Regions from separate parts of the Homo sapiens genome. Here region 2 is linked to region 1. A link is a loop called in an ENCODE intact Hi-C map of the cell type or tissue named here. Cell type or tissue: Caco-2. All regions are shown on one strand. Links, peaks and the distances in the headings refer to the core of each region. The heading gives the core; the rest is flanking DNA.

Evidence for each region. A loop is a pair of places that touch in the nucleus more often than their neighbours do. Peaks named below come from ENCODE experiments on the same cell type or tissue, not always from the same donor. Only the 100,000 strongest peaks of a DNase experiment are listed, where the experiment ranks them.
Region 2: a loop joins it to region 1, with 2.3 times the contacts of the local background. A loop is called at or near these places in 45 of 110 quality-filtered maps.

The regions. Positions count from the first base shown.
Region 1 is chr4:121,638,545-121,649,586 of GRCh38, reverse strand. It overlaps LOC105377402 (a long non-coding RNA gene), which reads left to right. Exons shown (of 3, transcript XR_939167.3): 3 at 4,969-6,392. Among named protein-coding and RNA genes, the nearest start is that of ANXA5, 53 kb to the left of the region's middle. In Caco-2, for the core only: no CTCF peak of the experiment used is centred there; DNase peaks (open chromatin) are centred at 6,196 and 6,496.
Region 2 is chr4:121,479,778-121,490,819 of GRCh38, reverse strand. It overlaps LOC107986309 (a long non-coding RNA gene), which reads right to left. Exons shown (of 3, transcript XR_001741806.2): 2 at 775-829. Among named protein-coding and RNA genes, the nearest start is that of QRFPR, 100 kb to the right of the region's middle. In Caco-2, for the core only: a CTCF peak has its summit at 6,075 (motif pointing left); no DNase peak of the experiment used is centred there.

The DNA.
Region 1 (11,042 bases), core at 1,947-9,946:
GTGTTGTGTTCCCTTAGGTTTGAGCCGTGAGAAGCGTCTCTGGTTCATGAGTTTTGGGTGGTAGGAGTGGAAGTAGGATGAGGGGATTATGTAGTATTACCCCTGAGCAGGAAGGCAGGCTTTGAGTAGAGAAGGTGAGGTAGAGCCCTAAGGTTGAGATGGCAGGGAGAGTACAGAGGGGCCCTTTCTGTGGGATTGGTTTGTATTCCAGTCCCAGTTCCCATGAAGTACCCTGGAAGATGGCAAGGTCTTTGATGTGGTCACTGATTTGGGCAGTAGGGACTGAGGAATGGGAGTGTTCTGGAGCTGCTCCTTCAAGTGAATCATCTAAACTTGTATCTTTTCAGAGAGCAAAGATGAACTGGTTACCTTAGAAGCCCTTTATATATATATATAACGAGATTGTGTAAGCTCCACCAATTTCTTTTGTGATATCGAGGAAGGGGGGGTGACTCACAAAGCATGATAAAGTTTGGGGAAATATTTTATTAATATGAAAGATGAGGAATTTAGATTCTGACATGATGTGATTTTTAAAAAGAGATAATAGCATGAAATGTCTTCATCTTAGTGTTGTGGGGCAAATTTGAAGCATCTGTAGTGTACAGTTTAGCAGCTAATTAGCTGAAGCTAATTAAAAGGAAGATACCTAAAATTAATTTTTGATGATAGACATTGCTCTGTAAATTTGGAGCTTTAAGGTGTGTATTCACAGATTATTTTCTCTTTAGGAACAGGATTGCTAAATTTGTGTAGGTTATTATTGAGGCACAGGCAGCCTAAAACATGCCATAGTGATTTGAACAGTCCACTGTAGTGACTTGCTGTGTGGTTCACTTAAGAGGCAGCTCTACAACATTCCCCATCCCCTATTGCTTTCCATCAGCCACTGCGTCAAAGGCCTTGCCACATTCCAGGCACCTCATGGGACTTGGAAACGGGATGCAGGCCCAAAATCATCGAGAAGGAATCTCTCTACTGCCCTTCTATGGCCCCACCTCACTTTCCTCTACTCAAAACATGTAAATACATGGCCTTGATATTTAAAATATGAAAAAATTTATTATGACATTAGCTAAATATAAATGACTAAGTTTCAATTTCTATATTTATAAGAGATATAAGTTAGAGATGAGAAGATGTAGGCCCCATTACATATGTAAAAAAAAAAAGATCCTGTGTGCATTCAATGATTGATTGTTGAATGAATGCACCATAGTCCCTATGTGTTTTATACAGCCTCTGTATATAAAACACTTACAGCAAGCATGAGATAGTGTGATGAGCATGGCCTTTGCCATCAGAGGAACTCAGATTTAAATTCTGACTCTTCCCTCTTGGGCAAATCACTTGTCTTTAATTGGGAAAATCACTTATTTTCAAGATGGTACTAATAAGAACTTCTGCATAAAATTGCTATAATGATTAAACAGGGAAACATAAGTAACACATCTAACAAAGCACCTAGAATATAGTAATTATTCAATAAATATTTTGTGATAGTTAAGATAAACAATTCCAGCTGCTGTTAATATCTAAATCCAGAATTCTCAGACACTTAACCTTATCAAATCTATTCCTCACTCATTTCAGTGTGAGTATTTCTGGATGGGAGGAATTTTATGTGATCATTTAGGGAATTTCATGTAATCATTTAGGGACTAAGTCTCCTTTCTTTTTATGGCTCTGTCCTCTATGTCCTTAGAATTTTCTCCATTTAGCCTATAGATGGAGAAAGTAGGGTGATGTATGGGAAGTTTTGTTGGCATGCACCACTTCTCCCCATTTTCCATTAGCTAGAACTCTGTTATAGACACAAATGTAAGGGAGACTAGTTAATGTAATTTTGTTGTGTGCTTAGAAGAGAACGTGTGTTTGGTGAGCGTCTAGTTAGTTTCGGCCACAGTTTTATTCTCCTTCCTCTTCTATTTTTCTCTTTAAAAATCCAGGGATATTTTTATTTATTATTGTTGAATGCTTTTTCTTTTTGAAGGTCTAATTCATCTAGAATTTCTTATACATAAAAAGTCCTTTTTTGGTACCTGACCAAGTAGTGATCAAGGTTTGTATCAAAACCCTTGAAGGAGATGAGAGAGGGGAGGAGAGAGAGGGAACAACATGCAAGCATATTTAGTGCTTGTAAGGATGAGGTGAAATAGGCACTCTCATTTCTTCCTCATGAAAGAATAAATGAGTCCAACCCTTCTGCAGGGAAATTTGATTTAAAATATTTATACTGCTTGACATGGTAATTCTAGTTTTTGGAAATGACCTAAGGAAATGCTTTGAAATGCAGATATAAATCTGTGTAAAAAATGTTCACTATAACATTATTCATAGTAACAAATAATTGAAGACAATCTAAATGAAAACCCTAGGGAAATGGTTAAATAAATTATAGTATGTACACATAATGAAGTGTTATACAGCTGTTAGAGATAATCTTTAGGAATAGAATTTAACAACACAAAAACGCTTATGCTAAAATGTTAAGTGATGAAAATAGAATATACAGTTTTAAAGACAGTGTAATTCTACCATGGACAGAAAATATTCAAGAAAAATATTGGATATAACCCATGTCTATATCTAGAGTAGAATGGATAAATTAAATTATTACATATCATTTAATGGAATATTCAGCAATGAAATAAACTCCAGCTCCACCAAATAATGTGAATAAATCTTGCATATACATTGTTGAGTGAAAAAAGAATCAAGATATAAAATACATATATTATGATTTAATTTATATAAACTTTAAAGAAGAGACAAAATTAAAATAATAATTTTAGTAACACATGCTTATTTGATAAAATTATAATGAAAAACAAACAAGTAACTAGTAAATCTTTAGCAAGTCTAAGAATTTCCATGAGATTTTTGAAAACCTTTAAGGAGAAACATATAAATAAAACATGGAATTTTCTGCTACTCAAGCAGGTGTGGGGTGAGAGCATCAGTGTTTGGAGTACTAATGTAAAGGTGACCTCATTTGTTCATGCAGCCTGGTAAAACCTGGAACACACAGTTCCACAATCTACTGGTTTATAGTCTTTGGTAGCAAGTAGCAGAAATAAACTCAGGTACTTTGTATAAAAAAGAAATTGATCGTGAGTATATTGGATATATCACTTGGTTTTATTTAACCCCAAAGTAAACAAAAACACAATTACATCTGGCTTAAATAATATGGACCTTCATTATCTCAAGTAACAAGAAGCCCAGAGGTCCCAGAGTTGGCTAATTCAGTAGCTCAATCAGAGACTCAGGTACCTTTTGTCTAGCTGTTCTCTCTAACCACAGCCTGTTGGCGAGTCTCTCCTTGTGGCTTTAAGATGCCTCTAGGTGTTCCAGGAATCATGTGCAGATATGACGATATCCAGATAAGGGGGGAAGGGGATGATAAAAAGCTTGGGTGATACAAAGTTGACTTTATCCCAAGCTCTGTAGCGTACCTGTGCATAAACCAATCAGTGGTAAGGAGAATGAGACTCTTCATACCTGGCTTTAACTTCACTGCCTTGGGTCTGGGAAGGGGCCCAGTGACTCCTAGACAAATGACCAATTAGGGCTTCTGTTATCAAGGAAGAGGTAGGGAAGAAAATGACTGTTGGATGAACAACCAACACTGATTCATCTCAAAGAATTAGGGGAAATAACAACTAAATCTTGAGTATGATGGAAAACAGCTGAGTATATTTTGGGAACTTAGCAGCAGGAATACATGAATTTTTCATCCCTTATGTGTTGCCATTACTATAACTCCATTCCAACAATTCCCTGTCTCTGTCTTTCAGTTCAAAATTTCAAATATTGGAAATGACAGTATTTGAGTGGTCCAGCTTGTGTTAGCTGACCATTCCTGCATCAATAAGCTATAGCTGTGCAGTAAAGTTACTAAGAACAGTCATGGCTGTTGGATACCCACCTCCATAGGTAGCCATCAAAGAGGTGTTTACTGTATTCACCTTCCTGATTATCTGGTGAAGAGGAAGGTGAGAAGGGTATCCATTTCATGTTTTAATAATTATCTTATTTTTGTTTAGACTTCATTATCCCCATATTCTGGTAATTTCATCTTTGACACTGTATTTGACACAAAGAAAGTGTCCTTGACACAAAGAAAGAAACTTGTTTAAGGTAGGTAAACTAGTTTAACTATCTTAAAAGAAACTAATAGTAACCATGAGTTCTGACCAATACACATCTTGTGTTTCATTCTGTCAATGCATAAGAAAATAAAGTATGAAATAGTTGTGATACCAAACATATGGATGAAAGTCCTAGTAAGAAGCACCACCATACCTGGATAATTTTGGTATTTTTAGTAGATACAGGGTTTCACCATGTTGCCCAGGCTGGTCTCAAACTCCTGGCCTTAAGTGATCTGCCGGCTTCGGCCTCCCAAAGTGCTGGGATTACAGGCATGAGCCACTGCACCCCGCCTAAGAAAGCAGTTTAATTCTTCCACTGCTAACTCTATTAAGGAAATAGCACCATACACTTTAGCCAATGCAAATGTAATTGGGGCGGGGGGAGAGAATAGAAGAGAGATGAAGAGACAGAGATAGAGAGAAAGCGAGAGAAATATTGGAGAGAGAAAATTTGGGTAGTTAGTATAACATTGCACTTCAGATTTCTTTACCTGTAGTGAGAGAGGGTGGAGACATCCATTCCCTCTTGCTTCTCATAGCCTGAGCATCCCACCACAAAGTGTCGGATTCTAATAATGTTTAATGATAATACACTTTTCATGAAACATGGTGTCATGTGAATAAATAGCAATTTGTTGCAAAGCTCAGAAAAATAGGCATCTTGAAAGAGAGAACTTTATCAAATCTTGACATTAAGAACTCTAATAAATACTAAGCTGAATAAAAAAGCATTAGGTAAGAGGTTGGAAAGGCTTTTGGTTGTAAAATTGAACCAAAAAGGTGACCCAATTACAAAAGTTTTTACTTTCAGATTTTCTGCTGAAGAGAGGTACAAAGGAATTGAAAGCCAACTAAGGTGGGCATAAACATCGAAAAATCTGCTTCAACTTCAAATGTGCAAACTGCTGGAGAAGCTACAACATTATATTTTGCATGCTTATTCTTTAAAATATACTCGACATTGCTGTATAGATTATACATTTATCCATAACATTGTATAATTCAGAGTTACCCATCTAGAGCAAATATATCCTTTATCTTATGCAATCATGATTTAAGAGATTTTCACTGTGATTCTTGTGACTTTTCCACAGTTGTTGATTCTGCAAAGCCCTCAGATAAATCACAACTTAACCGTGTGTATGTATAAAGGTAGTTCTCCCCATGACTTCGTTATGTAAGAATCAGCTATAGCTCCTTTCTGACTTTAAAGACAGCAAGAACTTTTGAGCATATAATTTTCAGTTGGCTATAAAAATAATTTTTAAAAATTGTGAAAGTAATAGGATAATATTTTAGAAAATTGAGGATATAGAGAAAGAAAAAAATACCACTCTAATAAGTAATGTTTTACCATTTTCAAAATAGTTCTTCCTGTTGTTTGTTGGAGCCTCTGAAGGGACTCCATGTACAGAAACACCCCTCCCCACTTGGTTCTGATCAAGTTAATAAACTAAAACAAAAAATAAGGCAGAGGAGGTCCAAAAATTATCTTTACTGTTGGGATAAGGGCTCTTGGTCTGCCATATGGGTTGCTAATATTGAATATTGATTGAACATTGAATATTGCTAACATTGAGTGTGCCAGCAATACTAGCACAGTAGGCCTCTCTTTGAAGGGTCAGACTCCTGGAATATCAGAGGAACATGAGTTCCCTGAAGCCAGGACAATCCTAAGGGTGAATTGAGTCAAACACCCTCAGTTATTCTTTCCAAATTTAGCAATCAGTTAACCCAACTGACTCCACCTTTCTAGGGCCAGTGTAAATAAAGGGAAGAGGGGAGGTTAAGAGGAGAGCTTAGAAGAAAATCCTTTCCACAGAAAATGGAAATGGGAAAAGGTGTTTTGTTTTTATGAGTTTTTAAAAAACAAACAGAAGAACATATTTCTACACTCATATAAAGAGAACAAAGCAAGAGTTTCAATGGAGTCACGATTGTTGTCATATGAAGACAAGTGTGTAAAAAAAAGAGTTCACACAGCAGGTTTGGGACTGCTAGTCTTAGAAATGCCTGCTTGAAAGATTGGCCTTTGGATGGCATCTGGAAATTCGGGTTTCGAGAGGGTTTTCATCATGACCAGAACTGATAAGAGAAGCTCACTGTGCGTAAATTGTTCAAACAATATGAATTATGTGGAACTCTTGCTTTCCTTCTGGGAGTTCGGAATTTTGATATATGTTAAGCAGAGAGTGCCTACACAACCGGCCCCCAATAAAAATCTTGAGAAGTGAATCTCTAACGATCTTCCTTTAACTTATTGCTGGGATAATAAGTGTGTCCCATAGGAATCCACTGGAAGAGGGCTCTTGGAAGCTTGTGTGTGGCCTCCTCTGGACTTTGCCCCATGGGACTTTTCCTCTGCTGATTTTGCTTTAGGCCCTTTTGCTGTAATAGCTCTTCACTGTGACTTTATACGAGGACCTTTGAGGCTTCCTAGAGTATCACTGAACTGGGAGGTGTTCTTTGAGCCCTCCAAAACAACATGGATAGTGTGGTTTCTATTGTTCCTTCAGTTCCCAGTGTTAAATCAAGTTTAGCCTAAAGCTGCCTCCTTACGTATGTTAAGTTCGGCCTAAAGGTTTTTCTGTACACTGTGAACTATAACCTAAATGGAACTGTAAACAGACCAGGCTCACCTGGTCAGTATTGTACCATAGTTGGACCTGCATCTACTGCAGCTCCTGCTTTATTCTCCTTCAGCCTCCCCAACTCCTGGACCAGACGTGTATTTCACTTTATGATGAAAAAACACTGGTCTTCCCTGCAGGACACACCCATCATCAAAGTTGGAGACTTGGAAGTGGTGAGAAATAAGGGAAGGTTCCAATCCATCTTTCATGAGTTTCAGCTCAGCCTCAGAGGTATTGGAAGAGGCAATCCACCATGCGCTGTGAGCATGCCTTTGTGTTCTTGTTGAATGTGCCAAGAATTTAAGCCTCCTTTTATTTGGTCATTTCTCAAGGTTGTGTTTATAGCAAGAATGCTGAAGATGACGTATCTCCCACTGTGACAAAGAACAAACTACTTACTGCTTATTACAGAAGTAATGGATTCTCCAAACTCAGTGTTTCTCAGCTGTGATACAGATATGCTGCATGTGCAGTATCCATCTGAGATTTTCTGTAAAGCCCCTGTGGGACTTGGGGAGCAAAGGGGACTATGACAAGCATGATGTTCATGCCATTTGCTGTATTGTGAGTAACAAAGTACTTCATCTGTGATCCAGGTGTCTTATGTCTTCTGCCAACATTCATAAAACAATAGAAGGTGAATCTTTCAGCTTGCAAGTAGGGGAATATCCTAGCCTGACAGCAGGTTCCTGTTTGCCCTTGCTCTTTCCTCTTTGTGTCCATCTTTCTTTCCCAACTGCCCCACCCTGTGGACTTAAGGCACTAGATACAGAGACAAAGGAGTCACATAGATTGTTTAACTAGATCCTACAACTGGGTAGGGAAAAATTCCCATAGTAAATGCATTTTATGTATATTTCCTAGTGGATTTGCTTCTCTGACCAAACCGTGACTATTATAGCTCCCCTCACAACCAACCTAATCCATTTTCTGAGATTCCATATTGTTGCAAGTTCTGTATAAACATCATCTTTAATGGCAGAAGAATATTTCATATTGAGTAGATTAGACATACTTTATTTATTTAAACTTTTGACACAAAAATATTTGTTCAGTCTAATTAATCCAAGAGGAAAAGAGATTTGTGAAATAGAATTAAACTTTGAAAATAATCTTCCCTTTATGCAGTACTGATTTTATGTTAAGTATTGGAGGAGGCCGGGCACGGTGGCTCACGCCTCTAATTCCAGCGCTTTAGGAGGCCGAGGCAGGTGGATCACCTGAGGTCAAGAGTTCAAGACCAGCCTGGCGAACATGGTGAAACCCCGTCTCTACTAAAAACATAAAAAAATTAGCTGGGCGTGGTAGTGGGCGCCTGTAATCCCAGCTACTCAGGAAGCTGAGGCAGAATTGCTTGAACCCAGGAGATGGAGGCTGCAGTGAGCCAACCTGATCCCACTACACTCCAGCCTGGGTGACAGAGTGAGACTCCGTCTCAAAAACAAAAACAAAAACAAACAAACAAAAGTATTGGAACACTCTGTAATGTACTATTCTGGTATTTCAATTTCACTTACTTAGGTCTGAAGTACTGGCAAAGCAAGCTTGGGAGAGAGAAAGAATATTGAGTTAAAATATCCAAGGCCTTAGAACCAACATCTTTTTGAAAGGAGAAAGGACCCTAAAATGAAGGGGCAATGAAGCCAAGTTCAGTTAAGTCCTTTAATAACATCCATTACCATTTTCATGTGTTTACTTGCTATAAGGGCTTACTTTAAAGTATAGTCAACACAGAAACAACCCAAGTCCTAAATGTGAGGCAATGTGAAAATGGGCATGGAGACAAATAATATCTGCATTTTTTCCACTTACAGAGCCCAAGGGATTCTGTTCATTAAGTGTGATTTTTTTTTTTTTTTTGAGACAGAGTTTCACTCTTGTTGTCCAGGCTAGAGTGCAATGGTGTGATCTCAGCTCACTGCAACCTCCACCTCCCGGGTTCAAGCAATTCTCCTGCCTCAGCCTCCCAAGTAGCTGGGATTATGGGTATTCGCCACTACACCTGGCTAATTTTTGTATTTTTAGTACAGATGGTTTCACCATGTTGGCCAGGCTGGTCTCAAACTCCTGACCTCAGGTGATCTGGCCACCTCGGCCTCTCAAAGTGTTGGGATTACCGGCATGAGCCACAGCACCTGGCAATTAAACGTGATGTTTAAAGTGGGAAAAAATCATTATTTAAATTTCTTGGCAATAAAAATGGCTATTATGTTGCTCTGCGCAATTCTGCTTTTGTGGAGGGGAAACAAAAGACCTTTTGTAAAATAATTCTTCTGGCACAGTGTCCCAACTATAAAATAATTTAATTGTTGTTCTTAAAATGCTGGACTATAACACTTGTTATTATTCTAAGAAGACCTCATATTTGAGAAGAAATTCTTGCTAAATTGGGGGTGAAGAATGTGGCTCAATAATTATTTCTGCTAGAAAAGGGACAGAACTGAAAAAATTAGACTGCAGAATGACTTAAAGAAGAGGTTACAACTATCTTATTTACTGTATTATCACTGTATCTCTAGGGGCCAACAGGGCCTGGCACAAAGGAGGTGCTTCATACTTGTTCAATGAATGAATAAAAGAGAAACTCAGGGAAAGCAGGACCATAATTTATCCACAGAAGGCAGAATCTGTTTCAGCACATATTATCCGATTAAGTTCCTGAATTTGGAGTTCAATTTCAGCAACGACTCGCCAGTCTTTTAATATATAATTTTCTAATATTAATGTTTATTACTTTGATTTATCTCATTTTTGGCCAGTGTATATTCAATGAGTATTTTTAACACAGATATTTGTGAAATGTTTTCTGAGTTCATGCATATTTGTGTCTTTTTAGTGTTTTTCTTCAGGAAAACAACTTGGTTGGTTATAAAATTTGTTTTTGTTCAAAAGCTGTAGATTTTTTTTTTTAAATTTAACATTATAAAAGTGAGGCTAATCTGTAATTTTCCCTTCTCCCTCTACCCCATTATCCTGAAAGTTTATGATTGTTTTCTTTATTATTTTAATGTTAAAAATTTACCCAGGAGTGTCTAATTATGGATTTATTTTCCCAGGAATGAAGTGAACTGTTTCATCTGTGACCCCGAAGAATCTTCAAAATTTAGATACTTCTTTATTTATAAGTTTGAATTTTGTCAGTTGTTTTGGTCTCTTCCTGAGAGAAAAATAGAATTCTTAGTTTGATTCTCTCTTCTCTGTCCTTATTGGTTTTTATTTCTTTATCATTATTCTCTGTGCTTTAAAATATGTCTCAGTTTTGTCCTCTCTCTCATGTTCTCAGGGTTTTCTAATGTTAATTCAGATCTTTTCTTTTTTCAACATGAATTACAAGTGTTATCAAGTATTTGTTTTTTCTGTAATCCTCTTATTTTGCTTCTTTCCTTTCTTGACATTTTATTTCAGGATGTTATTTCCTTAAACCCATTGTACCTCTTTCATGGAGTACATGAAGTCTGACCTCTTAGAAAAGATGCCAAGAAGATTCATCACGTTTCTTTTGCTTATACGGTTACTATTTTCAGAAGACTTCCAAGTCTTATTCCTGCTAACATAGGAAGTTCCCTCAAGGAGAAATTAAGAAAACAAATGGCAGTGCTATAAAAATTATTTCTTGATGGCACTAATCCTGCTAGCACTAAAACATGTTGGATAAATATTTGCAAAATGTTGTTTTGTGGGGGCACCATATTATTAGTCTATCTGGATGACATATACATTTAATTATAACCTGATTCTAAAAATATTTATGGTAGGAAGGAAGAACAGGGCATCTGTGGTGTTTATGTAATCATTTCTATCTATACATTGTTGAGGTCAAGTTCCAGAACTTGGGAAGAGGTCTATCTTTTGGAAAAGCTTATGTGGTCTCCCTGAGTAGGGTAGACCACAGTCATATATCAAGAATAGAGAGCTGAGCCCTCTCTGATAGCCAGAAAATTGGTGGGGGTGGGGGAAAACTGGCGGGGGCGGGGGTGGGGAAACTCTGGATATGTTTGAGACAAAGACAGATTGATGTGGAACTAGGAACTGGGCAAGCAGCAGGAGGCTGGATGTCTCTTTATTTAAGTAAGGATGATCGAAGGCTGCGAGGTCAAACACTATGAATGTAGTGATTTTTGTTAAAGTTGGATCCAGATGACTGTCAATCCCCTATAACTTCTAAGTGTCTTACGATCTTTATTATTTCTTTTTTTCTACCATGGTCCTTTTTTTTATTTGTGCAAATTATGGGGTACATGAGAAAATTTTC
Region 2 (11,042 bases), core at 1,761-9,760, 160 kb after region 1:
CTAATTATCCTTAATGAGACAAGCCAATTAAACTTGAACATTTAATATGGTGGATTATGTTGACCAGATTGGAGGCCTTCAATCTGTAGTATATCTGAGTCAAAATATATTTCTTTTCTCAGATCCTAATATATTTTAAAAGAGAGAGAAACAATCGCATGTTGTACAGAAAAAGGTTTTGGAGTAAAATATGTAAGAAGATGGCTAGTCAGGGTCTAGAGAAACCAATTTCAGATGGTATTTTAATGTGTTGTTTCAGAAAGATCCCTTATAAAAGTAATATATTTGACATTGTTATAAGCTTCAGATAAATTAACTTATTCAGTATTTGTGCCTTATCTATTTCCACATGGATTTGAAGCAAACATAAAGAACTAAGTTGCTCCACAATATCCATGAAAGTTTTCTTGATTTATTCCCCACATACATTTCATATTTTTCTGCTAACAGGAAAGGCCACTGACATATTTAATTAAAATGATAAAAGACTGAATTTGGAGTGTGCTCATTTGTCATTATTTTCTACTTATTAAGAGAATTTGAGCCACCTTAAAATAAAACTCGTATCACAAAATGGCTAAGGAGAATCTCAGAGATATTAAAAAACATATGGCTATTTGAAACAGGTAGTCCTAGATTATAATTCTTTTTCAGCTGCCTATTACTGCTGAATTTAGAGAAATGAATTAGCTGGCACAGTCTTCAATTTTCTCAAATTGTCCAGTGGAGTTCTCTTTTGAGGTAATGGAGCTATTGGTTTTTCCCTTTACTTACCTTCTGTGAGTTCTCATCTGATAATTTTTTGAAGTTCTCCAAACAAGGGTAATTTCTAAGAAAAGAACATAGCTATCATTAGATTCCCCATCCACATTCAAGTACCAGAGACAGAAACAGTGATCTAGAAATACCTTTCAGCTCCTCCTTATAATCCAAAGCCTCATTTCCCTTTGGCATGATTTTAATCAAACTTGTTTGAATTGTTCTTTTTCTTTTTCCTGTTTTAATTACTTGTCTGCTTTGCAGATTCCCTGTTCCTTGACTTATTTGCATCTACTGAAATACAAATTCTAGGCCAGATAGTATGAAGGTTTTTAGAAGGTACTAGTTTATTCCTTTCATTAGTAACTATAAGGTACTAAAATTGAAAATGTGGTCTTTGATAAAACTGATGGTGGCTATTACTGGTTTTGTTGGAGCCAATGAGTTGGCAAGAAATAACAAGTTTTCATTTTTTATTTTTTCTAAGTTTCTAAAATATTTTAAATCATACTTCATCATGATCCATTTTTCTGTTGGTATTAAAAATTCTGCCAAATTATTCACTGCAGAGATAAACATAAACACATTTTAATTAAATGATTTAATGCAGAAAGTTTTTAACTTTCTTAGGTTGGAACTATTGCTTTGCCTGAAGTATTTTTACCTAAATGAAATAATCAAGTGAATATGTGTCAGAAATGCCACATTACTGATTGAATATCCCAATAAGTTGTAATTTTTTGATTCATGTGAAAATGCTAATAAAATTCAGCTACAGTGAAACTGCATTTATTTTTCTTCTGTAAGCAAAACAAGTGAACCTAAACCTTCAAAACTATTTACATAGGGTTTAGCCTGGACTAGAGAGATATAAAGACAACATCAGGCTTGAAATGATTTTAAAATTCAACCAGGAATAGAGGGCCCTTGGAGGATACTAAGACATTTTGTTTTTCAAACATCATTTTTATTGAATGACTTGAAGGTTAATATAATCTAGTCATTATATTACAAATTACCATCCCATGAAGGAATTATGTGCGAAGTTAAACAGACTAGGTGTGAAGACAAATCATAAATGTGGGATATAAAGTAGCTCAAATAAATTGAAGTGAATATCTTAGACTTTTTTTGTGTGCTGAAATGACAAATCTTTGGTGGGCTTTTGTCACTGCAATGTGCTAAAGTAAGATTTAAAACTGGACAAAAGAGAAAATAATAAGCCTAAAGTTCATTTTGTTAGCCCCCCAAATTTGCTTTTGTCTGCTTTCTCCTCAAGAACATATAGGATAAAAGGCGAAGTTATGTTCACCTTTTATAGGATAAAGAAATATAATTTCACCTTTTATCCCACATCAATGTATAATTAATCTGTTGGTTTGTATTTGTTGAAACACTAGGATGCATAGGAGACCATAAATTGGCTTGGAAAACACACAGGGAACGGCAGATAACATCTTTATGCCAAGGATATCTTTGAATAGATGTTTTTTGAGTGCTCAGGTATTAAGATAAATGTGCATAAGTTGGGTTGTTATTGTAATATAGGTTCCTTTTTCCAGGAAGTTCTACTCATTTCTTTACCATTTTAGGGCCATGTAGGATATTATAAGAATTAATACAACAAGTATTGAGTAAAGTAAAAACTCAGATGAATAAGTTTTCACCTCTTCAGTTTCCTCATCTGTAAAATGGGAATAAATGTTGGGCAGAGAGGCATTAAGAATACAATTTAAGTGATTGAAAGAGTTCACAGAATAAAGAAAACATTCAATATAAATTAGATATCATTATTATCACCCAATCATTTTTATTTATTAAGTGCTTTTGATATAGCAATGACTTTGTCTTAATTATGACATTGTAGGATAGTAACCAAACCACAGAGAGTTTAGATATTTGCAGCTTGTTCAAACCAAGAATCTGGCCTAAGCTTCCCTGAGTCCAGAGTGCACAATATTTTCATTATATCATGTTGCCTCACTGCCCAGTATAACAAGTAGAACTTGTCTTTAATGTTAATAGTATAGTGAAAGTAGAATATATATACAAGCAGCTAAAGAATTATTTGGGGAAGACATATTTCAAAAGAGTATGAATTGAAATGGGCATCAGATTAAACAAAGATTGTTCTAATGGAACATATAGAAATAATCAGAAAAAATAGCTACCACACACCTGGATTTAACGAGTGTTGACATTTTGCCAATTGGGATTTCGGATATATGAAAGAGAAAATTGACATATTTGAAGTCTTCTTTAAATCCTTTCCTGATCTCATTTATCCTTCTCTCTGCAAAGGCAACTACTGTCTTGAGTTTGGTATGCCCTTGCCATTTATGTTTCCTATATATATGTGTGTGTGTGTGTGTGTGTGTGTGTGTGTATTTCAATAATATATATAACTTGTGTGTGTATTTCAATAATATTTATAACTTTTTTGTGTTTACAACTTTACTACAAGTGGTATCACACCTATACTTTGGCAACATGATTTTTTTACACATTGCTTTAAATATTGGTATTAATTTTATTATACCCAATTTAATCATTTAAAATTTTGTATAGTATCCCATGTATATACTAAATGTATATACTTCTTATTGATAGATATTTAGATTATTTACATGTTTAGTTCTTGCAAACATTTCAATAACAACCTTGTGTATATCTTTTTGTGCCCATGTATAAAAGTTTTTCTAGAGTATATAACTGTAAGTGGAATTAGTAGATTATAAACTATGTACATCTTCAAATTAACTAGATGTTGCCAAATTGATTTTAGAACTGATTGTATTAACCAGCTCTGATAGGTTATGCTGGGTTAATAAGGCCACCCAAATCTCAGTAGTTTAAAACCCCAAATATTTATTTCACATTCTCGTGAAATGAAGGCTCTAGGTTAGTGGTGCCTCAGCTCATGCCTGAGGGGTGTGTTTCATTCTGGCACCAGATTGCAGGAAGAGTTCCTGTGTGGGACATCCCTATTTTACAGCAAAGAAGAAGAGCCGGAAATGCTGAGTTGAACCTCTGATCCCATTCTGTAAGCCAAAAGTGAGTCCTGTAGGTAAGACCAACATCTGATCCCATTCTGTAAGCCAAAGTGAGTCCCGCAGGTAAGACCAACATCAGTGAAGCAAGGCAGTTATTCCACTCATAGGAGTAAAGAGTGGAGTGTGAATATTTGAGAACAATAATGCAGTTGACTTCAGTCCAAGTTTTTTTTTGTCACAAATATTCACTTCCCTTCCCTCCACAGGCAAAATATACTTACTTCCCTGTCCAAGGAAGACAACACAAGTCTTACCCAATCACAGCATCAAGATCAAAGATTAGTTTGTTTTATTTTTTCAAGATGGCAGATTAGAGGCTTTTAGTGTGCCTCAGCCACTTGGAAATAGCAAGATAGTGCATAAAGATAAACTCCCTAAGCTTTAATTCAAGAAGGAATGTAGGAACCCACCAGAATTATGAAGGACATCCCAGATCCCGGGGAGGAGTGAGTGAAGTGAGTGAAGCCCCCATATGCAAAAGAGGCAGAGAACCTCCCTCTGTGACTTACAGGGAGAGCTGAGTGACCTAGGCCAAGGGAGAACACTTCATTTCTCCCAAGTCTTGAAGCTAACTTGGGGAGAGGCTTGGAAATGCTGTGAGGGAAACACACCAGGAAAAGCTACAGGCAATTTCCAAGATTTAGGACCAAAAGCAGAAGGCCACTTTTAATCCAGGCTGATACAAAGTCAGCCATTCTTTGGTGCCTCAGCAGTATGGCCACGCAGACATTTGTCTTGGGCCAGAGATTGGAATGTCTGCTCTGGAGTGTGGTAGGGGCCTCCATAGACAGAACTGTGGAAAGTGCCTCAGCGGTAGGTTGTGGAATTGTGCTCTCCCTGTCATAAGCCTGGGGTGGGAGGAGAGCTGCTACAGCAGCAGTTTTTCCTAGATGAGATGTGCAGCCAGGGCCAGATGTGCAGTTCCAGGTCACCTGGAACCAGTCTGTGTGTGTCATTGCTGGGTTCCCCAGGCTGCTCCCCTAAGGTCGTGGTGCAGCAGGACCCACTCCACTTCACCTCCAGGCAGAAATACAGGCATTTGGAGTACCTGCCAGCCTGGACCAGCAGCTTGGGCTGCCCGTCTTTTCATAGACATAGATTGTGGTGCAGTGGGGCCATCTTTGCTCTATGCCCAGGCAGATCTCCAGGTATTCAGAGCACCTCCTTGCCTGGATCAGTAGCCTGAGCTGTCCCACCCTTCCTGTACATAGGTTATGGACCAGGGGGGCCCTCTCTTCTCCACAGGGAGGTAGATCTCCAGGCATTTGGAGCACTGGCTTGCATGGTCTAGCAGCCTGAGTTGACTCAATCTTTTTGCACAGAGCTTCTGTACAGGAAAGCCCTCTCTGCTTCATGCCCAGACAGATTTCTAGGCATTCAGACCACCCACTCATCTGGTTTAGCAGCCTAAGCTGCCCCACCCTCCCTCAACATAGATCATAGTGCAGTGAGGCCCTCTCTACTCCACATCCAAGCAGATCTTTAGGCATTCAAAGCACCTGCTTGCCTGGATTGGCAGACTGAGCCGCCCACCCTCTTGTGCAGATAACAGGTATGGGGTGGGAGGACACTCTGCTTCATGCCCAGGCAGATCTCCAGGCATTGGGAGCAACTGCTTGCCTGGAACAGCAGCATAAGCACCCTTCCCGGCGTAGGTCATGGCATATCGAGGCCCCCTCTGTTCCAGGTGAGTAGATCTCCAAGCATGTAAAGCACCTGCTTGCCTGGATTGGCAGCCTGAGATGGCCCACCCTTCCTGTGCAGAGACACAGGTGCAGGGGGTCTCTTTCTGCTTCATGCTCAAGAAGATCTCCAGGCATCTGAAGGACCTGCTCATTTGGAATAGCAGCCTGAGTCACTCCACCCTTCCTGTTCAGAGATCCTGGTACAGGGGGGCTCTCTCTACTCCACACCCAGGCAGATCTCCAAGCTTCTGGAGCACCCACTCTCTTGGAGTAAGAGTTTAGGCTGCCCCCCATCCTCATGCAGAGAGCTTGGGTCAAGGAGGTTTCCCAGCTCCACAACTAGGCACATCTCTGGGTTCTCCCTCAGGGCTGTTGCCTGTGCCTCCCATCAGGGGACCTGTAGGGGGACCTACCCAGTCTGTCCCTGCTCATCTTGCCCTCCAGCTCTCTGGAGATGAGGAGGGAGCTCAGAGTACTGTGCACTTCATGAATCAATCCATTGCCTGAGGCAAGAGATCTCCCAGTAAACAGTAATCAAGTATATACCCAGCTGCATTGGCCACAGCCGGCTCTTACTCCTAAGGGCCACCTACTGGCCTGTAGGACAAACTGCACAGCCCAATGTAAAACCCAAGGACAGAAGTGCATAGGGAAAAGCAAAACCAAAGTCCTACAGCATTCTCTAAAGTCACACTCTATCTGGAGCAGGGAAAAGGAAAGAACAACACCACCAAAAATATCAAAAATATTATAGGGAAAGAAAGAAAAAGAAAAAATCTTACCCACATGAAAATAATTACAATAATTAGAAGTGCCACAATGTCTCCAAATAAGAAGGGACCAGTGTAAGAATTTTGGCACCATTAAAAACATGAATGTAGTGACATCATCAAAGGATCACACTAACTTTCCAGCAATGTTCCCTAACCAAAGTGGATACCCAGAAATGACAGATAAGAATTCAAAGCATAAATTGCAAGGAAGCTCAATGAGATCCAAGACAAGGTTGAAAATCAACATGAAGTAACAACTTCTAAAGCAATTCAGGAAATAAAAGAAGAGATAAACATCTTAAAAAGAAAACAATCAGAGCTTCTGGAATTGAAGAACTTACTTAAGGAATTTCAAAATACAATGTAAATCTTTACCAATAGACTGGATCAAGCAGAAGAAAGAATTTCAGAGCTTGAAGGCCAGTCTTTTGAATTAGCCCAGTCAGACAAAAAAAAAAAAAAAAAAAAAAAAGGCAAAAGAATTTTAAAACACAAAGTCTTCAAGAAATATGAGATTATGTAAAGTGACCAAACCTATGAATTATTGGAATTCATTAGAGGGATGGAGAAAAAGAAAACAACCTAAAAAACATACTTGAGGAAATAATTCAAGAAAATTTTCCTAATCTTGTTAGAGAGGTAGACATCCAGATATAAGAAATTCATAGAACGTCTTTCAGATACTGTACAAAATGAACATCACCAAGGAAAATAGTCACTGGACTGCAGAAGATCAATGCTAAAGAAAAAAACTCTTAAAAGCAGCTAAAGAAAAATATCAGATCATGTACAAAGGGAACCCCATCAGGCTAAGAGTGGACTTCTCAGCAGAAACCTCACAAACCAGGAGATATTGGAAGCTTAGTTTCAGCATTCTTAAAGAAAAGGAATTCCAACCAATAATTTCATATCTTACCAAAATAAACTTCATAAGTGAAGGAGATATAAAATCTTTTTCTGACAAACAAATACTAAGGGAATTTATTACTGCTAGACAAACCTTACAAGAGATATTCAAGGGAGTCGTAAATTTAGAAACAAAAGCATGCTGCCACACAAACCCACTTAATTACATAGTTCAAAGACCCTATAAAGCAACCACACAATAGAAACTACAAAGCAACGAACTAACAACTTCATGATATGATCAAAGCCTCACATATCAATATTAACCTTGAATGTAAGTGGTCTGAATATCATACTTAAAAGGCACAGAATAGCAAATCGAATTTTAAAAAAAGACCATCCATCTGCTATCTTCAAGAGACCCACTTGACACGTAATGACACCCATAGGCCAGAAGTAAAGGATTGGAGAAATATCTATTACAAAAACAGAATGCAAAAAAGAACAGAGGTCACTACTCTTACATCAGATAAAACAGACTTTAAACCAACAACAGTAAAAAAGAACAAGAAATGCCATTACATAATGCTAAAGGGTTCAATGCAATGAGACTTAATTAACCTAAATATATATGCGCCCAACACTGGAACATACAGATTCAAAAAACAAGAACTTCTAAACTTACAAAAAGACTTAGCAACACAATAATAGTAGGGGACTTAAAAACCTCAGCAACAGCATTAGACCATTGAGGCAGAAAACTAACACAGAAATTCTGAACATAAATTTGACACTTGACCAATTTGACTTAATAGACCTCTGTAGAACAATCCACTCACCAACCACAGGGTATACATTCTTCTCTTCTGCATACAGAACATACTCCAAGATCAACCACATGCTCAGCTATAAAGCAAGTCCTATTGAGTTGAAAAAAAGAGTAAATCATATCAACCATGCTATCAAAACACAGTGGTATAAAAGTAGAAATAAATACCAAAAAACTCTCAAAACTATACAATTACATGGAAATTAAACGACATAATCCTGAATGACTTTTGGGTAAACAACAAAATTAGGGAAGAAATTAAAAAAATTCTTTCATGAAATAAAAGCAGAGACACAACATACCAAAACTCTGGGATGCAGCAAAAGTAGTGTTAAGAAGAAAGTTTATAGCACTAAACACCTAACTTGAAAAGTTAGAAAGATTTCAAATTAATTATCTAACATCCCACCTAGAGGAACTAGAGAAACAAGAGCAAACTAACCTGAAAGCTAGCAGAAGAAAACTAAAAGAGCACAACTGAACAAAATTGAGACCTAAAATTTCATACAAAGAATCAACAAAATCAAAAGTTTGTTTTTGAAAGTATAAACAAGATTGTTAAGCTATTAGCTAGGTTAAAAAAGAAAGAGGAGAGAAGATCCAAATAAGAACAATTAGAAATGAAAAAGATGGCATTACAACTGATCCCACAGAAATACAGATGATCCTCAGAGACTATTACAAACACTGCTATGCACACAAACTAGAAAGCCTAGAGGAAATGGATAAATTCCTGGAAACATACCATCTTCCAAGATAGAATCAGCAAAAAATCAAAACCGTGAATAGACCAATATCGAGTTACAAAATTGAATCAGTAATAAACCTACCAAAGGCCGGGTTCGGTGGCTCAAGCCTGTAATCCCAACACTTTGGGAGGGTGAGGTGGGCAGATTACGAGGTCAGGAGATCGAGACCATCCTGGCTAACACGGTGAAACCCCGTCTCTACTGAAAATACAAACAATTAGCCGGGCGTGGTGGCGGGTGCCTGTAGTCCCAGCGACTCGGGAGGCTGAGGCAGGAGAATGGCGTGAACCCGGCAGGCGGAGCTTGCAGTGAGCCGAGATCGCGCCACTGCACTCCAGCCTGGACGAGACAGCAAGACTCCATCTCAAACAAACAAACAAACAAACAAACAAACAAAACACAAAAAAGACCCTACCAACCAAAAACAAGTTCTGAATCAGACAGATTTATAGTTGAATTCTAACAGATGTACAAAGTAGAGCTGGTACCAATTCTACTGAAACTATCCGCGCCCCCCTCAAAAAAAAAATCGAAGGGGAGGGACTCCTCTGTAACTCATTCTACCAAACCAGCATCTCCATTTTGTTAAAGCCTGGCAAAGACACAATGAAAAAAGAAAACTGAAGACCAATATCTCTCATGAACACAGACGCAAATATCCTTAGCAAAATGAATCCAGTAGCACATCAAAAAGTTAATTCACTATGATCACCTAGGCTTCATTCCTGTGATGCAAGGTTGGTTCAACATACACAAATCAATAAATGTGATTTACCGAATGAATAGAATTAAAAACAAAAAACCATATGATCATTTCAATAGATGTGGAAAAAACTTTTGATGATATTCGACATCCTTTTATGATAAAAACCCTCAAGAAACTAGGCATCAAAGGAACGTACCTCAAAATAGTAAGAGCCCTCTGTGACAAATTCACAGCCAACATTATACTGAATAGCTAAAAATTGGGAGCAGTCTCCTTGAGAACTGGAACAAGACAAGGATGCCCAGTCTCACTGCTCTTATTCAACATAGTACTGGAAGTTCTTGCCAAAGCAATTAGGAAAAGAAAGAAATAAAAGGCATCTAAATAGTTAAGTAAGAAGTCAAACTATCTCTCTTCACTAACAATATGATTCTATACCTAGAAAACGCTAAAGACTCTACTGTAAGGCTCCTGGAACTGATAACTTCAGTAAAGTTTCAGAATACAAAATCAATGTACAAAAATCAGTAGCATTCCTATAAACCTATAACATTCAAGCTGAGAGCCAAATCAAGAATGCAATCACATTTACCATAGCCAAGACTCCACTACTGATTATCTCTGCAGAAACACATTTTAACAACTATTTGCACACACAAAAAAGCATCTTCTTAAGAACCAAAAATCAGAAGAGCAATCACAGTACTTAATTTTAACTTTATATCTCTGAAAGAGGCACTGAAAAGAGTAGAAAAGACACTCTTGAATTGCTGATGCCATTCCTCCCCACTTCCTTAGTAGTGGCCACGTGGCACGGAGAATCTGTACTTAGGGGAAGGAGAGCACAGTGATGGGGGACTTTGCATTGAATTCAGTGCTGCTCTGTCATAGTTGAAAACAAAACCATGCTCAACTCAGCTGGGACCTTCTCACAAGGGAGCATTTGGACCAGACCTAGGCAAAGGGGAAGTGCCCATACCAGCAGTTGGAACTTCAGTTCTGGCAAGCCTTGCCACTGTGGTTTAAAGTACTCTGGGGTCATAAGTAAATTTGAAAAGCAGTCTAGGATACAAGGACTGCAATTCTTAGGCAAGTCCTGATGTTGTGCTGGGCTTAGACAAGTGGACTGGGGCAGTGAGTTACCTAGTGTGACAACAGATGTCACAGGAAAGGGAATGCTTATACTGCCTTTCCCACAACCCCAGGCAGCGCAGCTTGCAGCAACAAAAATGACACCTTCCTTTTGCTTGAGGAGAGGAGAGAGAATAGTAAAGAGGACTTTGTCTTGCATCCTGGATACCAGCTCAGACACAGTAGACTAGGGCACCAGGCAGAGTCATGAGGCCTCAGTTCCACACCCTGGCTCCCAGATGACATTTCTAGACACACCCTGTGCCAGAAAGGAAACAGCTACCTTGAAGGGAAAAATCCAGTCTTGGAAGGATTACTCACGTGCTGACTAAAGAGCCCTTAGGCCCTGAATAACCAGCAGTGATACCCAGATAGTACACCATTGGCCTTGGATGAAACCCTGAGCCATGCTGGTTTCAGGTACCAGCTTAGCCACAGTGCAGCAGAGCACCAAGTGGGCTCTTGGGGTCCCCAAGTCCAGGCCTGGGCTCTTGGACAGCATGTCTGGACC